2 separate regions of the Homo sapiens genome follow, and region 1 is linked to region 2. A link is an interaction called in ENCODE POLR2A ChIA-PET data of the cell type or tissue named here. Cell type or tissue: PC-9. All regions are shown on one strand. Each heading gives the region's core, and the rest is flanking DNA. Links, peaks and the distances in the headings are about the cores only. Region 1 overlaps SLC17A5 (solute carrier family 17 member 5). Region 2 overlaps SLC17A5 (solute carrier family 17 member 5).

Region 1 (10,844 bases), core at 1-8,000, 50 kb after region 2:
GAGTGCAGTGGCACAAACACAGCTTACTATACCGTTGACTTCCCAGGCTCACTCAATCCTCCTGCTGCAGCCAGCCGAGTAGCTGGGACTACAAGTGCATAACCTCATGCTTGGCTAATTTTTAAATTTTTTGTAGAGATGAGGTCTCGTCATGTTGCCCAGGCTGGTCTCAATTCCTGGGCCCAAGCAATCCTTCCATCTTGGCCTCCCTAAGTGTTGGGATTACAGATGCGAGCCACCACCCCTGGCCAAGGGAAAGCTTTTTAAAAAATTTAAACAAACTCAAAAGTTTTATCAGTTCTGGAAGATCATGATAAAAATGAAATATTGGAGAAAGCAAGCTGTTACCCATCAATGTTGAGAAAATGACAAAACATATCAAGTTTTACATGGCAACATCTGTTTATAATGTGTTAAATTTTTTTTACCTGTTCCTTAAGGGGAAAAAAGTGGGTAACTCAATTAACATCAGGTAGGACTCTAAACTTTCAAAGTAACTTAACTTATTTATTTGAGACATGGTCTTGCTCTGTTGCCCAGGTTGGAGTGCAATGGCTGATCATAGTTCACTGCAACCTTGACCTGCTGGACTTAAGCAGTCCCCTTGCCTCAGCCTCCTGAGGAGCTGGAACTGCACTTGTGTGCCACCATACCCAGCTAAAACTTTCTTTTTTACTTGTATTAATTTTTTTTTTTTTTTTTTTTGCTGGGAAGACTCAGACCCAAGTAACCTTGGATATGAGCTCTCCACCTGGTTAAAACTTTATTACAGTGCTGATTTCTTCTGTTTCTAAGTTTTTGCCAATCTTTGGCAAAGATCAAGACAGGTCATAATTCTTAAAGTTCAGCTGCTTGTAGAGACATTTATAGCAAAATAAAAAACTTAAAAAGAAATGTTAAAGAGTACATTTTTCCTTCTTTTTAGAGATGGGGTCTCGCTATGTTGTCCAGGCTGGTCTTGAACTCCAGGGCTCAAGAAAACTGCCTGCCTTAGCCTCCCAAAGTGCTGGGATTACAGGCGTAAATCACCATGCCCAGCCAAGACTAAGTTTTTAATTTTACTGCCTGGTTATATTGTATATAAATATTTAAAATATCAATCTTGGGCTAGGCACAGTGGTTCATGCCTGTAATCCCAGCACTTTGGGAGGCCAAGGTGGGAGGATCGCTTGAGGCCAGGAGTTCGAGACCAGCCTGGCCAATAAGGTGAAATCCCGTCTCTACTAAAAATACAAAAAATTAGCTGGGAGTGGTGGCATGCACCTGTAATCCCAGCAACTCAGGAGGCTGAGGCAGGAGAATTGCTTGAACCAGGGAGATAGAGGTTGCAGTGAGCTGAGATTGTGCCACTACACTCCAGCCTGGGTGAGAGAGCGAAACTCCGTCTAAAAAAAAAAATAAATAAAATAAAATAAAATATCAATCATGACAATTTAATAGGAAAAGTCTTAAATATTTTATGTTCTTAAACTAATAAAGTGACTTTGAAGCCAACAAGAATGCTGAAAACAAACTGTGTATATTTTAATCTTTCCTAATGTTTTTATGTTCTTCTTTTATTCTACTCAAAAGGCAAACATTTTGTTTCCATGGTTTGAGAATTTAGTATATTGAATTATTATAGATTTTTATTTGTGATTTGCCTTTGTGCTCGATTAAGTGATTGAAATCTGGTTTTAATAAGATATAAACTTTTTTCTAAAGACCTACTCTAGAAGAGCAAACAGATGTATATCATATTATAATATTATATCATAATAAATGTGCTGTTCTCTTTCTTTAATGACACTCATTTAAAATATAGATACAGGTCCAATATCCCTTGTCTGAAATGCTTGGAACCAGAAGTGTTTTGGATTCTGGATTTTAGAATATTTGTATCACGTACCTTCCCAATTAAGCATCCTAAATCTTGTTTTTCTTTTCGAGATGGAGTCTTGCTCTGTCACCCAGGCTGGAGTGCAGTGGCACGATCTCAGCTCACTGCAACCTCTGCCTCCTGGGTTCAAGGAATTCTCCTGTCTCAGCCTCCCGAGTAGCTGGGACTACAGGTGTGTGCCACCATGCCCAGCTAATTTTTGTATTTTTAGCAGAGATGGGGTTTTGTCATGTTGGCCGGGCTGATCTCGAACTCCTGACCTCAGGCGATCCGCCTGCCTCAGCCTCCCAAAGTGCTGGGATTACAGGAGTGAGCCATCAGGCTGGCCAAGCATCCTAAATCTTAAAATCCAAAAATCTGAACTCTGAAATGCTCCAATGAGCATTTCCTTTGAGCATCATGTGGGTTCTCAAAAACTTTTGGATTTCAGAGTATTTTGGATTTAGAATTTTCAGATTTGGGATGTACAACTGTATAAACACACTAGTTGGTTTTCTAACAACTAATGGTCAGAATGAGAATCCTTTCATGAATAACACATTTTATTTTCTACTAATCAAGTGGAAAAAACAAACTTAAGACTCATTTGATAATCACTACACTAAAAGGTTTTAAAATGACTTAAAAATATTTTTTATAGTTTATAAAACTATACTTTCTATAAAAAATGAAAGAACTGAAATTCTTCAGACAATACTTTGTTCATATTTATGTATTTAAAATTTTTTTTTAAATATTTTAAATGTTTTGTAGAGAAAGGGTCTCACTATGTTGACTAGGCTAGTCTCCTGACCTCAAATGATCCTCCCACCTAGACCTCCCCAAAGGACTGGGATTACAAGTGTGAGCCACTGCACCCAGCCAGACAATACTTTGGATGTTCATTTCATTTGCCTATTCTACTTTGTCTAGAGCATGCACAATAGGAATATATATTTTTAAAAACTGATATCTTAATTCTGAAGAAAAAAAGTTTCTGACATTATTTTTAAAATGTGTCAAAGTCCATACCTGATTTCTTAATGATGAAAGAATGTATTCCTTTTCATAATGGGAAATTCTCTTGTGTTTTTGTGGTGTGTCACTAACTAACCAGATCCACAAAAGAAACCAAAATATTCCAATAGTACCTTAAAATAGAAAAATAATAGTTAGATAAAATTAGAATGTACCAAATAACAAACAAAACAAAACAAAAACACAAAATTAGAAAGCACCAACAACAATTTTTACATGTCTTGAAAAAATTATGTAACTATAAATTCAATGTAAAACTGACTTCAGTTTGGATTCAATTTCAAGTTTCTCTCAATTCTTTAATGGGATAATTGCTATAACTGTATTATTGCTTATACATTTTGAAGAAAACAACTTTTTTTTTTTTTTTTGAGATAGAGTCTTGCTCTGTCTCACAGGCTGGAGTGCAGTGACGTGATCTCGGCTCACTGCAACCTCCGCCTGCTGGGTTCAAGCAACTCTACTGTCTCAGCCTCCTGAGTAGCTGGGACTACAGGCACGTGCCACCACGCCTGGCTAATTTTTGTATTTTGAGTAGAGATGGGGTTCCACCATGTTGGCCAGGCTGGTCTTGAACTCCTGACCTCGTGATCCACCCGCCTCGGCCTCCCAAAGTGCTGGGATTACAGGTGTGAGCCACTGCACCCAGCCAGAAGAAAACAACTTTTAACCACATGACTTTGCCTATCAGGGTCTACCAGACAAATCTTTTTGAAGATACATTTCCACAATCTACATATTTCCAAAGGTGTCTGTTTTTGTTAGTTGAGTTTTAAATTTTGATTGCAGATATATTTCTTGCATGACATGTCTATGTGAAAATCTAATTTATTAAAAATGTGTATCATGCTGCCAAGGAAATTGAGCAATAAAATGCCTTGGGACTAAGTAAAAAGAAAAAAAAAAAAAAAACATTAAAACTACCAAGTGAGAACATCCTACTTTGCTTGAGAAGAAATTCAAAATACCTAAGATAGTGATTTTTTGATAGCAAATGTACTATTTAAGTACAGGATCAACAGTCATTTCTACTGAGAAATATTCCAAAACTAACATCAGCTCGTAACTCAAATAGGTCAAGTAAATCATACCAACTTGAAAAACAGGTTATCAGGAAGTGTTTCAGAACTGTGGTTCAGTGATTTGGAAGATATATTTTTAAAACATTATTAGGCTACTATTATTACATTTTGAATTTGTTACATTATAATTTAGTTAAAATTTTAAACTTACCAAAAAAGTAGAAGACATAAGTCCAATTCATATAGTAGCAAATTATTCCAGAAAGAGGAAGAGAAATTACTGTCCCAAGCTGTGCTCCTAGAACAACACATAAGACTATTTTATAAACTTTGGAGAGAGAAACAAGGATAGGACAGACAAGTCTACTGCTTACAGAGGATGGGTAACAGGCTGGGCACAGTGGCTCATTCCTGTAATCCCTGCACTTTGGGAGGCTGATGTGGGTGGATCACCTGAGCCTAGGAGTTTGAGACCAGCCTGGGCAATATGGCAAACTCCTATCTGTACTAAAAATACAAAAATTATCTGGGTATGGTGGTGATGCACGCCTGTAGTACCAGCTACTTAGCTACTTGGGAGGTTGAGGTGGGACGATCGCTTCAGCTGTTGAGGCTGCAGTGAGGGGCGATTGTGCCACTGCCTTCCAGCCTGGAGTGAGACCCTGGCTCAAAAAAAAAAAAAAGGCTAAAATGTGGTCCCATAGAAACAAGATTAGAAAAAAGATATAGAGGTAGTATAACAGGACAAGCAAAGGAATGGAAGTAGTAAAGCAGAGAGTAGGCTTGGGAACTTCATTTGGGTAAAGGAAAGGAAAAGCAGATAAAGCTGGAAAAATAGGTTGGACAGTTGAACAGTTACTGAGTACCTACTCCATGCTAGGCACTATCTGCCAGAGATATAAGGCTAGCTGCAACAAAGTAGTGAAGACTGTAAAGAATCTTGCCCCTAGTTCAAGGAGTTTGGGATTTATTCAATAGGTAAAAGGGAACCTTAGATAGTACCTGTTCTTGAACCTATCATCAGATTTCTCATGTCAATCTCAACATAGCTGCAAGAATAATCTTCTTAAAATGTAATTGAATCATGCCTCTTAAAAAACAATCTACATTTTTTCCTGTAGCCTGTAAGACCTGATATAACCCGGCTCTTATCTCTTTCTCTAACCTCATCTTATGCCATCATCCTCCTTACTCACTGAGTTCTAGCCATCCAAGGTAGTTTTCCACTTCTTTTAACCCTTATGTTATTTCTTGCCTGAGTGCCCTCGTACATGCTGTTCTGATTGGCTGAAATGCTCTTCTCCCTGCATGAATGGTTTGTTCTTATCCTTCAGATTTTAGCTTAAAAGTACCACAGAGAGGCCTTTTCTCAACTACTGTATTTAAAAAGCAGTCCGGTGGAAAAATTTTAATTTAGTCAATGAAAGAAAGGCTAGAATTTCTTATGCAATCTGATAAAATTATAATTCACATATATAAAACTCATGTTATCTCACCTGTAGATCAAAATGATGGCAAATAAAGATGCAATAGAAAAAAGATGCATGAAGAGAGGGGTTGAGAATCATGATACATTCATTAGTTAATCAAAACAGAAATCACAATTTAAGGACAAAAACACTCAATTTTCTAGCTACTGGCCTTTTTTTTTCTTTTTTTTAAATAGCATCTCTAAACAAACAAAAATAAAATTTAAAACCCCCAAAAAAGTAAACAGAAAAAGAAAAAAAATAGCATCTCTATACCAATATCTGAAAACACAACATACTTTGAAATAGATGATGGCAGATGGGGAAAATGACATTAGTCAATTAAGCTGCATTACTATAAGTTGTTGAGCCAAAGAGAAAAATTGGTAATAAAGTTATACTACCGAAACTTAATGTTCTCCCCAAAGGGGCATCCAATCCAACATTGCATCGTTCTGGTATGCAGGCCCTTTTTCCCAAAGGTTGATATATACATAACATATTACAGCAAAATTTGGTAATTGTTATCTCACCTGCATATGAAATGCTAAGAAGTTTGCTTCTTTCAAGAGGGGGAGCCCAAGAAGACCACATGGCATGCATGGCTGGAAATGTAACACCCTGAGAGAAGGGAACATGATATTTCTGATGAAATGTAAGGTAGTTTTGTTAATGCTTTAAAGTAAGTTAAGTATTTTGCTACAAAAGCATTTTCTGGATAAGAATCAAACGAATCAGGTTCCATGAAATGAGAAATTTTTACAGTGTTAAGTGAAAATATCTTATAATGAAGTACTTTCAGAATTTGAGGCTGGGTGTGGTGGCTCATGCCTGTAATCCCAGCACTTTGGGAGGCCAAGGCAGGAGGATTGCTTGAGCCCAGGAGTTCGAGATCAGCCTGGGTAACGTAGTGAGACACCATCTCTTAAAAAAAAAAAGTAAAACTCCCCAAAGATTCATGGATTTTGGAACTGGTTTTAAGACAACAAGATAAGGGTTACAATAAATCTAAAATAATTGTACTGAGTGAGGACATAAAGGGATCTTGCTCAAGGTTAATTTTACTCATTCACTTTATTAATCACCTGAATGAAAGGGAATATTACTAACTTATAACTTTAAAAAATACTGAGCTAATATTTTGGGATACTGAAAAAAAATTCAAGCTGACAATCAACCAGAAAAACAGTCCTATTAAAAAAAGGATGAATTCAATTAGCATGTTTACAGCCTTTCTTCTTTTTTTTCCTGTGATAACAAGCCTAGTAGATGCCAATTACTGACACGGAGAGCTAACAGGATGTGGAAACAGGGAGTTTCATAGAGACTGGGTAAATGAGGAGATACCACAGGACAGTGAGAGAGAACGGCTCTCCTTGGACACTCTCTGTGTCACTTCAGAAAGATTAGTTAACCTCCCTGAACTTCAAGGCGGTTGCATAATTGTTGTAAAGATAAATGGTAACTAGTGCTATTATTAGTGGAGAGAAGAATAAATGTTTTAATACTTTGTACTTTCCGCTGACTCTTTCAAAAACAAAAACAAAAGGAATTAAAAAAAAGTAATACCAATGGAAGGCAAAGATGATTTAGGTACATTGCAAATCAATAAGAATCTATATGATGGAGCATCCACAGGATGAGTCATTATAGAAGAAAACTTGAGATGTTTGGAAATGCCCACAGAGATTATGTTGTAGAAAACTTTATTATAAAACCTAGGGACAATGTAGGTATATTTATGGTGAATCAGATGGTAGGAATGCAAGATAGTAATCTAAGTGTCCTTTATGAATGAGGAAATGCACCTGTGATACATATTGAAGGGATGAAGAAGGACGAGAGAACCTGAGTATAAATACAACTTAAATTCTATTTAGTTGTTGGCTGGACACGGTGGCTCATGCCTGTAATCCCAGCACTTTGGGAGGCGGAGGCAGGTGGATCACTTGATGCCAGAAGTTCGAGACCAGCCTGGCCAACATGGTGAAACCCCGCCTCTACTAAATATACAAAAATTAGCCAGGCATGGTGGCGCATGCCTGTAATCCCACCTACTTGGGAGGCTGAGGAAGGAGAATTGCTTGAACTCAGGAAGCGGAGGTTGCAGTGAGCCGAGATCATGCCACTGCACTCCAGCCTGGGCAACAGAGTGAGACTCCGTCTCAAAGACTAGAAAAAAATAAATAAATGAATAAATAAAATGTCACCTGAGATAACAGTGGTAATATGATCAATATGCCGTAATGTTAAATTAGTGGCATAAACTGGAAGTAAAATATGGGAATACATTCAGCAAGGAGATTGAATACTAGGATCAGAGAAAATATGCTAGATTTAAGTATATTTTACTTTGTCAAGAAGAACAGGAACCTGGTAATAGAGGAGTAATTTTAATTTTGTGATCAGGAAGGGTTTACTTAATGGACCTCTACTGATAAGAACAAAATAAAAACATTCAGATGAATGAAAAATCTTTTAATAGTACCTGGCAATTTCCAAAGTATTCTAGCAATCCTTATCACATATGAATTTTATATCTAATCTGTGACTGAAAACAGGGAAGGTATTTTAGTCCCAGTTTAAAAAATGATGGGACTGAGATCTAGAGATTAGAGCTTACCTAAGGTTTCACTGTTAGATACAATAGAGCTATTATTCAAACTCTGGTCCAGTGTTCATTCCAACAGCATGATACACTGCTACTTAAAATAATCTTCATCCTCTACACCAAGCCCAGTGGCCATTATCTTGCTTGAATTAAAGAAATGCAAGAGAGCAAAATACACCATTCCCTGGATTTCAGAGGTAGAAGTTCGAAGTTATAAAGGAAAAGTGAAAATTATTAAGTATGGGGGTACACATGATGAAATACAAAAGAAAAGTGGGAAGGAAAAGAAAGACAAGAATCAAAATTTTAAAAAATGATAAAACTATTAAGAGGAGGGAAATAAAAGAGGCAAAAATCAATAATACTTCTAAAAAGAGCAGAATCATAGAACTAAATTGAGATAGTTATATAAAATCATAAAATATTTGTCTCTAAGTTACAAGACCAGAAAAAATAAAAGAATAAGCGATAAAAAAGAAATTAAATGCAACTCAACAGTCTATTGTGTAAAATGTGCTTCAGACTTGGGCATCAATGATAGAGCAGAGTTTAACGGTGGCAAGAGCACAAGAGGTAAGGATGGTCAATCTTAACCATTTTTTTTTCTTTTGAGATGGAGACTTGCTGTCGTCCAGGCTGGAGTGCAGTGGCGCGATCTTGGCTCACTGCAACCTCTGCCTCCCGGGTTCAAGCAGTTCTCCCACTTCATCCTCCCGAGTAGCTGCAATTACAGGTGTGCACCACCATGCCCGGCTAATTTTTGTATTTTTAGTAGAGATGGGGTTTCACCTGTTGGCCAGGCTGGTCTCAAACTCCTAACCTCAAGTGATCCACCTACCTTGGCCTCCCAAAATGCTGGGATTACAGGCATGAGCCACCACGCCCGGACTATCTTAACCATTTATTAATGGTTTATTTTCTTCTCTCCTAAAGTATGAGCTATGAAGTCTCTTTTGGAAAAAAGTTTTCTCTGGTTTTTGAGTAAAGGTTCCAATTTCGGGGTGCTCCTACTAGAGACCTCATTTACCACAAACAAAATCTATTCAGGTAATTTTCTAGTTAGTCCTTTCTCTAAAAAATAAACCCCTGTTATCATCCAACGTTATTTTTTGGTTCATATTCATACCAAAGAATGACATCTTTAAGAAGAAGAGAAGGAGACACACGGTAAGAAGTAAAACAAGAGAGAAAAGAAAATTACCTCTCCTAGTCCTTCTAGTGCTCTGAGTACAATGAGTGGTCCAACTCCTAAATCTGCAGCAATGGGAGTGAACAGGGTGAGGACAGCAGTGCCAAGGATCCCAAATCCTAGCAGCATTTTCCCCCCTATTTTGCTGGCAACATATCCTCCAGGAATCTGTGTGATGATGTAGCCATAAAAAAAGGAACCGAGAATCCATCCTTGAGTTTCTGCATCCCATTGGTACTTCTTACCCTACAAAAATCAGAAAAGAATAAAACAATCCTTTAAGACCTTCACAGAGCAGCTCTTTTCTCTTACTGGCATGTAAGTACATATAAATGAGATTTTGAACCACTATTTTGGACTGAAGAACATGCAAACTTTCTAGTAGGTGGGTGAGTCATAACAATATAGATATACAGTATTTAGAAGTGAATGAAAAAGAACTGACAGTCGTAAACTTCAAGAAGGCTTGCAATTTTATAAAACTAGACTGCAGGATGAGCTGCCAGAAGCTTTATAATAACTATGACCAAGAAGGCTCACAAAAGAATCACAAAAAAGGCTTGGGTATCTCTGAGCCTACTATGGCTCGGGAGGCTGCCGCCCCCCCGGCCCTGCCTCCCCCTCCCAAAAAAAGAGTCACAGGCTTAATCCAGAAAGCTATTAAGCAGAAAACTGTAGTGGCTGAGCTAGGCTTTGGGAACCAGGCTTGGTTTTAATCCTAGCTCTATTACTTACCGAATGTGTGATCTGGGAAGAGGAAATGAAATAGGCACATAAAATAAGGCTTGATGTACAGTTAGTGTTCACTTAGTGCTGGCTATTAACATGCATAAATGTAGATATTAATAATATCTCCCCATTTCAGACGAAGCACTTAAACAAGCACATGGAACAATTCCAAAGAGCAAGAATTTAAATCAAGCCACAAACTTCATGTGAATAGAACCTGTGTTTTCATTAGTAACAGCACACAGCAAGGTACTAATGAAGATTTAGTGACTGATCTGAGTATCTGACATTTTTAATGCAGTGTAGCTGTATAACAAAGCCAACATGTCAAGAACCATTCCGGGATTTCTTTCTACTGCTGATATAAGGCAGATGAAGATAAGTAGCAGGGTCAACAAAAGCACTTTGCAAAGAAAAAGACACAAAGCAAACTCTTACTTTTCCTTATTTAGGGTACCAATTTGCAGTTTATCTGTGGAATTCTAGGATTTCATGTACATTCCAGCAGTATTGTCCCTGAAGGTCACAGGTTGGAGTGGAGAAAGTGAGTGATGTGTACCCAAATGTTACTCAGCAACATTATTAAAGTCAAATATAAAGATTTTCGGAGAGATTTATTTTGTTTAGAGAGAAACCCTCTTTCCTGCTTGAATGCTCTGCTTGTGAATGATAGAGGAGATTCATCTAAGTATGAACTAGTATCTTCGTGAGCACTGAAAATGGGTGAAAATTTATTTATTTATTTATTTATTTATTTTTAAATTTTTTTTTTGAGACGGAATCTCGCTGTGGCCCAGGCTGGAGTGCAGTGGCGCGATCTCGGCTCACTGCAGGCTCCACCCCTTGGGGTTCACACCATTCCCCCGCTTCAGCCTCCCGAGTAGCTGGGACCACAGGCGCCCACCACCTCGCCCGTCTAATTTTTTGT
Region 2 (11,221 bases), core at 1-8,000:
TAACTGCCAAAAAATAGAAACATCAACTAATGAAAAAACAAATAAATAATAATATATCCATTCAATGGAATATTATTTGGCAATAAAAAAGGAATGAAATACAGATACATGCTACCAGAGGATGAACCTAGAAAACAGGCTAAGAGAAATAAGCCAGTCATAACAGATCACATATTCTATAAGAAATGTCCAGAATAGTCATATCTGTAGAGACGGAAAGTAGGTTAGTGGTTGACTGGTACTGGGAAAAGAGAGGGAATGAAGAGTGACTGTGAATGGATATGAGGTTTCTTTACAGGGTGATGACGTGTTCTGTAATTAGACATTTAATAGTTGCACAACCCTGAATATACTAAAAAATCACTAAATTGTACACTTTTTTAAAAAAGAGATGGGGTCTTGCTATGTTTCCTAGGCTCAAGTAATCTTCCCTCTACAGCCTCCTGAGTAGCTGAGCCCTACAGGTGCACTCCATCATGCCCAGCTGACTTGTACACTTTTATTTTATTTATTTATTTATGAGATGGAGTCTTGCTGTGTTGCCCAGGCTAGAGTGCAGTGGTGCAATCTCAGCTCACTGCAACCTCCACCTCCTGGGTTCAAGTGATTCTCCCGTCGCAGCCTCCCGAGTAGCTGGGATTACAGGCATGTGCCACCACGCCTCGCTAATTTTGTATTTTTAGTAGAGACCGGGTTTCACCATCTTGGCCAGGCTGGTTTCAAACTCCTGACCTCAGGTGATCTGCCTGCCTCGGCCTCCCAAAGTGCTGGGATTTCAGGCCTGAGCCACCGCGCCTGGCCTACTCAACATTTTTGAGGTCTCTATATGGTCCTGAATTATATTATTCCATAATAAACATCCACCAGATTTAACTTATATTTCCCTAATCATGGACACCTGGGTTGCCTCCAACTCTGTCACAATAAACAGTGTGGAGTATACGCTTTCTTAGGGACTTCAGCAAATCACTCTGGGACATATACCCAGATGTGGGGCATATATACAGGGCCAAAGGACACATTTTTATTTAATTCAAATACAAACATTTTGCTTTCTGGAATGGGTTTGCCAGTTTATATCCCACACTCACTCCCTTTGTGGACAAGAATTTTTGTCTTCCCACATCCTTTGCCAACACTTAGCATCAGGTTTTATAATTTTTTTTTTTAGATGGAATTTCGCTCCTGTTGCCCAGGCTGGAGTGCAATGGCGTGATACTGGCTTACTGCAACCTCCGCCTCCTGGGTTCAAGCGATTCACCTGCCTCAGCCTCCCTAGTAGCTGGGATTACAGGCGACCACCACTACACCCAGCTTTTTTTTTTTTTTTCTGGTATTTTTAGTAGAGACAGGTTTTGCCGTATTGGCCAGGCTGAGTCTCGAGCTCCTGACCTCAGGTGATCGCCTGCCTCGGCCTTCCAAAGTGCTGGATTACAGGCGTGAGCCACCATGCCCAGCCATATTTTCTAATTTTTGCCAATCTGATGGATCTAAAGTAATATTTCATTATAGTTTAGTGTGCATTTCTTTTCTCCTTTCCTTTCCTTTTCTTTTTTATTTTTTGAGACGGAGTTTTGTTCTTGTAGCCCAGGCTGGAGTGCAGTGGCGCCACCTCGGCTCACTGCAACCTCCGTCTCCCGGGTTCAAGCAATTCTCCTGACTCAGCCTCCCTAGTAGCTGGGATTACAGGCGCCCACCACTACGCCCGGCTAATTTTTGTATTTTTAGTAGAGACAGGGTTTCACCATGTTGGCCAGGCTGGGTTCGAACTCCTGACCTCAGGTGATCCACCTGCCTTGGCCTCCCTAAGTGCTGGGATTACAGGCGTGAGCCACTGTGTCTGGCCTTCTTTTTTTTTTTTTTCTTTACACATTTTTTCTTTCTTTTCTTTGTTTTATTTTATTGTTTTATAGAGGAGAGGGTCTCACTATGTTGCCCAGGCTGGTCTTGAACTCCGAGGCTTAAGTGTCAGCCTCCCAAAATGCTAGGATTGCAGATGTTACAGATGGGAGCCACCACACCCAGCCTGAAATATCTTCTTAGTGTTAAAAAAAAAAAAAAAAAGAGAGAAGTGCATTATAATAGATATTGTAGGCCGGGCGCAGTGGCTCACGTCTGTAATCCCAGCACTTTGAGAGGCCGAGGTGGATGGATCATGAGTTCAGGAGTTGAAGAATAACCTGGCCAAGATGGTGAAACCCGGTCTCTACTAAAAATACAGGCTGGGCTCGGTGGCTTACGCCTGTAATCCCAGCACTTTGGGAGGCCGAGGCGGGTGGATTACGAGGTCAGGAGATCGAGACCATCCTGGCTAACACGGTGAAACCCCGTCTCTACTAAAAATACAAAAAAATTAGCCAGGCGTGGTGGTGGGCACCTGTAGTCCCAGCTACTCGGGAGGCTGAGGCAGGAGAATGGCATGAACCCGGGAGACGGAGCTTGCAGTGAGCCGAGATGGCACCACTGCACTCCAGCCTGGGCAACAGAGCAAGACTCTGTCTCAAAAAAAAGAAAAATAAATAAATAAATAAAAATACAAAAAAATTAGCAAGGTATGGTGGTGGGCGCCTGTAATCCCAGATATTGGGGAGGCTGAGGCAGAGAATTGCTTGAACCCAGGAGGCCAAGGTTGCAGTGAGCTGAGATCGTGCCACTGCATTCCAGCCTGGGTGACAGAGCAAGACTCTGTCTCAAAAAAAAAAAAAAATTAGATCTTATATGGGTGATTTATTCAATATACAGACTTGAATTTCCTCTAACAGCATTCATTACTTCATACAAAACAGTTCTTTTTTTTTTTTTTTTTTTTTTCTGAGATGGAGTCTTGCTCTATTGCCCAGGCTGGAATACGGTGGTATCATCTCGGCTCCCTGCAACCTCCACCTCCCGAGTTCAAGTGATTCTCCTGCCTCAGCCTCCTGAGTAGCTAGGACTACAGGCTCACGCCACCATGCCCAGCTAATTTTTGTATTTTTAGTAGAGACGGGGTTTCACTATGTTGGTCTGGCTGATCTCAAACTCCTGATCTTAATGATTCTCCCGCCTTGGTCTCCCAAAGTGCTGGGACTATAAGCATGAGCCACCATGCCCAGCCCAAAACAATTCTTAAGCATTAAAAAGATCAGACTCTTTATCCTTTCCAGATCACTTTTAATATCAACAAAACTTCTGGGGAAAGTTCAAGTTTCAGACTGTAGAGTGAAGGCTATAAAACGTGCTTAACACAAGGGGCTATTTGTAGTGCTCTAAAGCATGATTGGGACCAGGATGCACACTTGATCGGAGAGGTGATAACACTGTTGGACATGTTAGCGTATTTCAGTTGTTTCTGACAGTGAGAGTGCTTAAGAAAAAGATTTAATACAATATATATGTATAATCCTACCCCTCTACCAAAGTCTAGACGATTATGGACTGAGAATGTGTATGAGGAAACTGATAGTTTCAATAGTTTTTTAGCTCAGTTGGGCAAAAGTGGCTTCTCACTCAAGCACAGGACTGGCAGTGATGTAACACTTCTAAGTTTCCGCCTCCCCCAACATCAAGATAAAGTGAAAGTAAACAGGCACTTGGAAAATTACTAGTGTTCTTCCTCCTCCAGGCACATAAGAAAAGGGGGCAGAAAATTCCTTACATTTCATTTCTTTTCAGTATTGCTTATGCTCACAGCTTTCCTTTGCACAGCTCCTAGAAATAATTTTCTATATTATCCTTTGAGAGTAAAAACTTTTATAATTGGCTTTTCTGCTTATGGTTGCTCTAAAAGGCAGAGGCATCTGAAAAGGCTTTGTGATCCATCTTAATTTACATGTCTATGAGAAAGATAATTTATTCTTTAACTGAAATTAAACATTTACCCCATGTCTCTTCTTCTGAGGCAGTAACATGCTTTTACTGAGAGGAACCAGGCCATTTCCTATAGTGGTCTTCCTGCCTTCACATTTAAATGTTACATCAGTCTTTTTCTGTTTGGGGGAATTTCTCTCTCTCTCTTTTCTTTTTTGTGAGACAGCGTCTGGCTCTGTCACCCAGGCTGGAGGGCAGTGGTATGATCTTGGCTCACTGAAGCCTTGACCACTTGGGCTCAAGCTATCCTCCCACCTCAACCTCCTGAGTAGCTGAGACCACAGGCATGCACCACCATGGCTGGCTTTTTTGTTTGTTTGTTTTGTTTTTGTGATAGCTTTGGTCCCAATATTTGGGGGAATTTTATTTTGAACATCCAGAGGGGAGATAAGATAATCTACTCTGCAACAAAGTCTAAACTCAGATATCTCTATTTCTGATTTCCTGAAAACGAAACAAAGGCTGAAGTAAGAAAGACATTACCATGGCTAATACAAACTGCTGTCTTCAGCGTTTGTCTCAAGTTCTTTCATAAACTGGACTCTCAAGGTCAGTTGGCACGCTTCTTCCCCATTGGATTTGCTTGTTGGGTGGATAATAATGCTTTTACATGAGAGGTTTTGAAGGCTGGAGCTTATAAACAAAAACGCTTGATAAATAAAAATGTGAGCTGCAGGAGAAAAGGGACTTGGCTTATTTCTTTTTTTTTTTCCACTTCCATGTCGTCGTGCAAAAAGCAATGCCTGGTACATAGTGGATGCTCAGTAAATACTTGTTGAATAACTGGGAGAAGTATTTTGCATATACAAAACTAAGCTACTCTCAAATACTTTCAAAACTATTTGCTAATAATTACCATTTATAACTTATTTTGATGTTAGCATATTTATTCATTAAAAGCTTGCACTACTGTTGACCTGGAGCCTTATTGAAAAAAAAAATTGAAAAGCAGTCGGCACATTTATTTAATTTTTTGGGTCAGCAGAAAACATATGAAAAAAACAATATATGAGATCAAAAATTTCTATTTATTGGCCAGGTGCTGTGGCTCACGCCTGTAATCCCAGCACTTTGGGAGGCCTTTGTGGGCGGATCACATGAGGTCAGGAGTTCGAGACCAGCCTGGCCAACATGGTAAGCCTCGTCTCAACTAAAAATACAAAAAGTAGCCGGGCATGGTGGCAGGCACCTGTAATCCCAGCTATTTGGGAAGCTGAAGCAGGAGAATCTCTTGAACCCGGGAGGTGGAGGTTGCAGTGAGCCAAGATCGTGCCACTGCACTCCAGTATGGGCAACAAAAGCGAAACTCCATCTCAAAAAAAAAATTATGTATTTATTTATTATTTTTTGAGACAGGGTCTTGCTCTGTTGCCCAGGCTGGAGTGGCTTGGTGTGAACATGGCTCACTGTGGCCTCAACCTCCTGGGCTCAAGTGATCCTCCCACCTCAGCCTCCTGAGTAGCTGGGACCACAGGTCTGTGCCAGCACACCTGGCTAAGTTTTTAGAAAATTTTTTGTAGAGATGGGGTCTTGCCTTGTTGTGCAGTCTGGTATTGAATTCCTGGGCTCAAGCAATCCTCCTGCCCTCAGCCTCATAAAGTGTTGGGATAACAGGTGTGAGCCTTTGTGCCTGGTCAAAAATATCAATTTTTAGTCTATTTAACTAAAGGGTTGTTATTTAATAAGCATCCTAAGTGAACTAAGCACATGTTGTTATGAGTGAGACCATGCTGAGATGAATGGAATGAACCCTGCCTTCAAGATGTTTGTGATGAATCTATTCCTGGGACAGACACAGACATGTGTTCATTAAGTATTATAAAGAAAGAGGGCCGGGTGCAGTGGCTCACGGGAGGCTGAGGCTGGCGGATTGCCTGAGCTCAGGGGTTCGAGGCCAGCCTGGGCAACAGGCTCTACTAAAAATTTAGTATTTTAGTCTCTACTAAAAATACAAAAAATTAGCTGGATGTGGCGGCATGGACCTGTGGTCCCAGCTATTCGGGAGGCTGAGGCAGGAGAATTTCTTGAACCTGGGAGGCAGAGGTTGCAGTGAGTGGAGATTATACCACTGCACTACAGCCTGGGCAACAGAGCAAGACTCTGTCTCCAAAAAAAAAAAAAAGGAGGAAGGGGATCAAGGAGTCAAGGAGTCAGAAGGAGCTCCAGGGAGGGAAAGGGCTGTGTCAGATGCATCTTTGTATCCTTGTTGCCTAGCAAAGGGTAGATACTTAGTATTCGCTGAATGAATGAAGAAATTCTCTCTTCCACATAATTGAGCCTAAATCCTTGAGTTTAAAATAAAGGGAAACCCCAAAATAAATAAATAATGTGGCACTTTAGTAGGTTAAAGGGAGACACCACATCTAGATCAGGGAGGGTGGAAGAAATTAGGGGTCATGAAGGAGGTGGCAAGGTTGAGGAGAGACCTTCCAGACCCAGGGAAGGAAATTAATAAAGGTATGAAGAGGAAAGGGAAGATGGAGAGAAGGCATGGGGAAGTGAAGCAGCCAGATCGCTGCAACAAGGCATGGCTCCCACCATAAGATAAGGGTAGGGTAGGCTGAACCTAAGGGTGAGGAGGGCACAGCTGCTGGGTGGGAGAGTTTACTGGGTAGGCCCAGGGAAGCCATGGGGCTCACCATAGGGGAGCACCTTAATCAGAGAGATTAGTTGTATTGGGACAATGAACTCAACACTGGTGGGAAGCTGGGATAGAAGAGGGCAAGACTAAAGGCAGTGATACCACTTAACTTTTCTACTCTAGGTGTAAACAAAAGCCACTAGACTCTTACTTAGGAGATGAGAGTGGGTTTTTTTTTTGTTGTTTTTTTTTTTGAGAAAGACTCTCGCTCTGTCACTCAGTCTGGAGTGCAGTGAGATCTCAGCTCACTGCAGCCTCGATCTCCTGGGCTCAAGTGATTCTCTCAACTCAGCCTCCTGAATAACTGGGGCTACAGGTATGCACCACCATGCCCGGCCAATTTTTTGTATTTTTTGTAGAGACCAGGTTTCACCATGTTGCCCAAGCTGGTCTCAAACTCCCGGGCTCAAGCCATCTATCCACCTTGACCTTCCAAAGTACTGGGATTTCAGGTGTGAGGCACTGTGCCTGGCCTGGAAGAAGGATTAAGAAAAAAAAAATTCCAGGCCGGACATGGTGGCTTACACCTGTAATCCCGGCACTTTGAAAGGCTGAGGCGGGAGGATCACTTGAACCCAGGAGACTAGACTGGACAACATAGTGAAACCCCATCTCTACAAAATACAAAAATTAGCTGGGCATGGTGGTGCAGACCTTTAGTACCAGCTAGTCTGGAGGCTGAAGTGGGAGGATCTCTTGAGCCTGTGGGGTAGAGGCTGCAGTGAGCTGTGATCATGCCACGCCCCCCAGCCTGGGTGACAGAGTGATACTCTGTTTCAAAACAAACAAAAAATTCCAGAGACATGAAAAAACTGAAATGGAAGAGCCAGGTGTTTTTTTTTTTTGTTTTTGTTTTTTGACGGGGTCCCCTTCTGTCGCCCAGGCTGGAGGGCAGTGGTGCGATCTCGGCTTACTGCAACCTCCATCTCCCGGGTGGAAGAGATTCTCCTGCCTCAGCCTCCCGAGTAGCTGGGAACTACAGGTCTGCACCACCATGTCCAGCTAATTTTTTGTATTTTGTAGGACTGAAGGCGGGTGCCACCATGCCCGGCTAATTTTTTTGTATTTTTAGTAGAGAAGGTGTTTCACCACGTTAGCCAGGCTGGTCTGGAACTCTTGACCTCAGGCAATCCACCCGCCTTGGCCTCCCAAAGTGCTGGGATTACAGGTGTGAGCCACCGTGCCCGGTCGGCAGGTGGTTGTTTTGGCACAGAGTAGGGGGTTTGGTGGGAGGCTAGGGAGGAGGAACAGAAATGACTTTGGGCCAAGCCTAAGTGACTGGGGAAATGTACTTTTAAGAGAAATATGAAGGTGGCAGGAACAGCCAGTTTTATTTAGAATGGGGGTGGGGGAGTGAGGTTGGATTTAAATAGTCTCAGGTGCAAGGAAGGATAGCCAGCTGGGGATGTCCAGCAGGTAGTTGAAAACCTAGCGGTGCCAGGCACGGTGGCTCACGCCTGTAATCCCAGCACTTTGGGAGGCCGAGGTGGGCGGATCACAAGGTCAGGAGATCGAGACCATCCTGGCTAACACAGTGAAACCCCGTCTCTACTAAAAATACAAAAAATTAGCCTAGCGTGGTGGTGGGCGCCTGTAGTCCCAGCTACTCGGGAGGCTGAGGCAGGAGAATGGCGTGAACCTGGGAGGCAGAGCTTGCAGTGAGCTGAGATCGCGCCACTGCACTCCAGCCTGCGCGACAGAGCGAGACTCCGTCTCAAAAAAAAAAAAAAAAAGAAAACCTAGCGGTGATTACACAACAGCTTGGGCAACAGGTCTTTTGTTTTTAAAACAATATATTTGGCCAGGCACGGCAATCCCAGCACTTTGGGAGGCTGAGGCGGGCAAATCACGAGGTCAGGAGTTCGTAGACCAGCCTGGCCAACATGGTGAAACCCCATCTCTACTAAAAATACAAAAATTAGCCAGGTATGGTGGCGCATGCCTTTAGTCCCAGCTACTCAGGAGGCTGAGGCAGGGGAATCGCTGAACCTGGGAGGTGGAGGTCGCAGTGAGCAGAGATCGCGCCACTGCACTCCAGCCTGGGCAACAGAGCAAGTGTCCGTCTGAAAATAAATAAATAAATGAAACAATATATTTATTTGAATAGGTCATACTGCCACATTTGGTAAAGTGAAAATTAATTGTCCTTCCTATCCCTAGTTGCTGATTTTATCTCTATAGAGGTAACCGTTGTTTGTGGAAAAATCTACTCAAACTGTGTTTTTTTTTTTTTGTTTTTTTTTTTTTTGTTTTTTTTGAGACTGAGATTCGCTCTTGTTGCCCAGGCTGGAGTGCAATTGCGTGATCTTGGCTCACCGCAACCTCTGCCTCCTGGGTTCAAGCGATTCTCCTGCCTCAGCCTCCCGTGTAGCTGGGATTACAGGCATGTGCCACCATGCCCGGCTAATTTTGTATTTTTTAGTAGAGACAGGGTTTCTCCATGTTGGTCAGGCTGGTCTCGAACTTCTGATCTCAGGTGATCTGCCTGCCTCAGCCTTCCAAAGTGCTGGGATTACAGGCGTGAGCCACCACGGCGGGCCAAATGTGTTTTTTTTCTTTTTCTTTTTCTTTTTTGAGACGGAGTCTCACTCTGTCGCTCAGGCTGGAGTGCAGTGGCGCGATCTCAGCGCACTGCAAGCTCCGCCTCCCGGCTTCATGCCATTCTCCTGCCTCAGCCTCCGGAGTAGCTGGGACTACAGGCACCTGCCACCATGCCTGGCTAATTTTTTTGTATTTTCAGTAGAGGTGGGGTTTCACCATGTTAGCCAGGATGGTTTCGATCTCCTGACCTCGTGATCCACCCGCCTCGGCCTCCCAAAGTGCTGGGATTACAGGCGTGAGCCACCGCGCCCGGCCCAAATGTGTTTTTTTCTTATCTCTCATTCAACAATAAACACAGAAGACTTCTGTGATTAAAAGGGTGTGGGTTTTTCCTCACACACCAACTAAGCAATCAGTTCTGCAACAGACACCGACTGGGTGTCTCCCAATTCAGTACTGACACTGTCTACCTGGAGGTAGCATCCGATTCCACAGGTTGAAGGCCCAGTCCCCAGGATTGCCCACCACTGGAGACACCAGTCCCAAGTCTAGGGTTCTGGAACTTGTGACCTGCTGGCTTCAAGTTGAGGTTTTCACAACTGCCTCTTTTGGTTCAATCGATTTGCTAGAGTGGTTCGAAGAACTCAGGGAAACACTTATGTTTATCATTTACTATAAAGGATATTACAAAGGACACAGATGAAGAGATGCACAGGGCAATGTCTGGGGAAAGGGATGAGGAACTTCCATGCCCTCTCTGGGCGTGCCACCCTCCAGGAACCTCCATGTGTTCAGCTATCAGTAGCCTCCCCAAACCCTGTCTTATTAGGCCTTTTATGGAGACTTCATTGGATAGTCATGATTAACAACCATGTAGAAATGTGATTGGACAGAAAGGGTGTGATCTAACACTAATAGACTCAGAGGGAAACCCACCAAGTCCTGTCCAGATTCTTCTTGGCCTCTCTGTGCAGCATTCCTTCCTCCAGGGTATGGAGAGGACCTCTTCTCAAACGTGGGCATGGGGTCTTATGACCTACAGTCCAACAAGGTAGGCCACATAATTTTTTTTTTTTTTTTTGAGACGGAGTCTCACTCTGTCACCCATGCTGGAGTGCAGTGGTGCAATCTCGGCTCACTGTAACCTTCACCTCCCGGGTTTAAGTGATTCTCCTGCCTCAGCCTCCCGAGTAGCTGGGACTACAGACGCCCGCCACCACGCCTGGCTCATTTTTGTATTTTTAGTAGGGACGGGGTTTCACCATATTGTCCAGGCTGGTCTCGAACTCCTGACCTTGTGATCCGCCCGCCTCAGCCTCCCAAAGTGCTGGGATTACAGGTGTGAGCCACCTCCCCAGCCACAGAATTTCTTTATGACCAGTTCCAAGACAGAAAGGTGGGGGAAGATTCCTGCCTTGGGAGAAAAAGCAGCAGGTGAAAGGAGGAGAGGAGAGGATCAGAAAGATTCTGTTTCCTGAGGCTACTTCTAAGGGCTAAAGGCGCTCAACATAACAAGAGCTACGGGAGTTATGAGCCTCGAACCATGGATGAAAATCTATATCTGTATCTATATCTATCTATAAAATCACACACTGTTTTCCAGTTTCTTGAGTATTATCTTAGAGATATTCTGTACACTTGTGATTTAATGTCTCCAGGAGACTTCTGTATTTTTATTTAAGGACTAGAGAAGACGTGTGTATCTCTGAGATAGAAGGAAAAGAATAAGGGGAGAGACTGAAGAAGTAAATGAAAGAGGAGCTCCTAACTGGGCGTGATAGCACATGCTGTGTAGTGCCAGCTACTTGGGAGGCTGAGGCAGGAGGATCGCTTGAGCTCAGCTTGGGCAACAAAGCAAGACCCTGTCTCAATTATTTAAAAAAAGAATTACTGAAGCAAGTCCTTAGAGGAGGTGGGAGAGAGAGAATCAGTGTAGTGTGGGCATATGCTATAGCAAGAAGGACTGACTCTATTCAGAGCTAGGAAGGGCAGGTTGATGGCAACAGAGATTTCTGATGCTGTATCCCTTAGGAGGCCCAAGTTCCTCGGCTTTGTGGTAGCAGAAATGTGTGTAGAGAAGACGATGGCTCGAGCAGGATGCAGAAAAGATGTCAAAGAGTCACTGTGGACACTAGGAAACATCACAGAACTGTCAGATCCAAAAATCAATTCACAAAGGTTTATTTTGATGAT

Evidence for each region. Peaks named below come from ENCODE experiments on the same cell type or tissue, not always from the same donor. Only the 100,000 strongest peaks of a DNase experiment are listed, where the experiment ranks them.
Region 1: POLR2A ChIA-PET joins it to region 2 with 6 read pairs; 15 of 35 experiments call an interaction of 5 or more read pairs at or near these places.

The regions. Positions count from the first base shown.
Region 1 is chr6:73,632,492-73,643,335 of GRCh38, forward strand. It overlaps SLC17A5 (solute carrier family 17 member 5), which reads right to left. Exons shown (of 11, transcript NM_012434.5): 3 at 9,200-9,433; 4 at 5,921-6,008; 5 at 4,130-4,216; 6 at 2,891-3,009. Among named protein-coding and RNA genes, the nearest start is that of SLC17A5, 16 kb to the right of the region's middle. RefSeq lists enhancers at 4,430-4,599, 7,806-7,975, 9,370-9,539, 9,778-9,947, 10,277-10,446. In PC-9, for the core only: no CTCF peak of the experiment used is centred there; DNase peaks (open chromatin) are centred at 3,980 and 7,150; H3K27ac peaks cover 3,693 bases.
Region 2 is chr6:73,582,186-73,593,406 of GRCh38, forward strand. SLC17A5 (solute carrier family 17 member 5) reads right to left here. Exons shown (of 11, transcript NM_012434.5): 11 at 11,194-11,221. Among named protein-coding and RNA genes, the nearest start is that of EEF1A1-AS1, 64 kb to the left of the region's middle. RefSeq lists an enhancer at 1-99. In PC-9, for the core only: no CTCF peak of the experiment used is centred there; a DNase peak (open chromatin) is centred at 3,536; H3K4me3 peaks cover 1,476 bases; H3K27ac peaks cover 3,692 bases.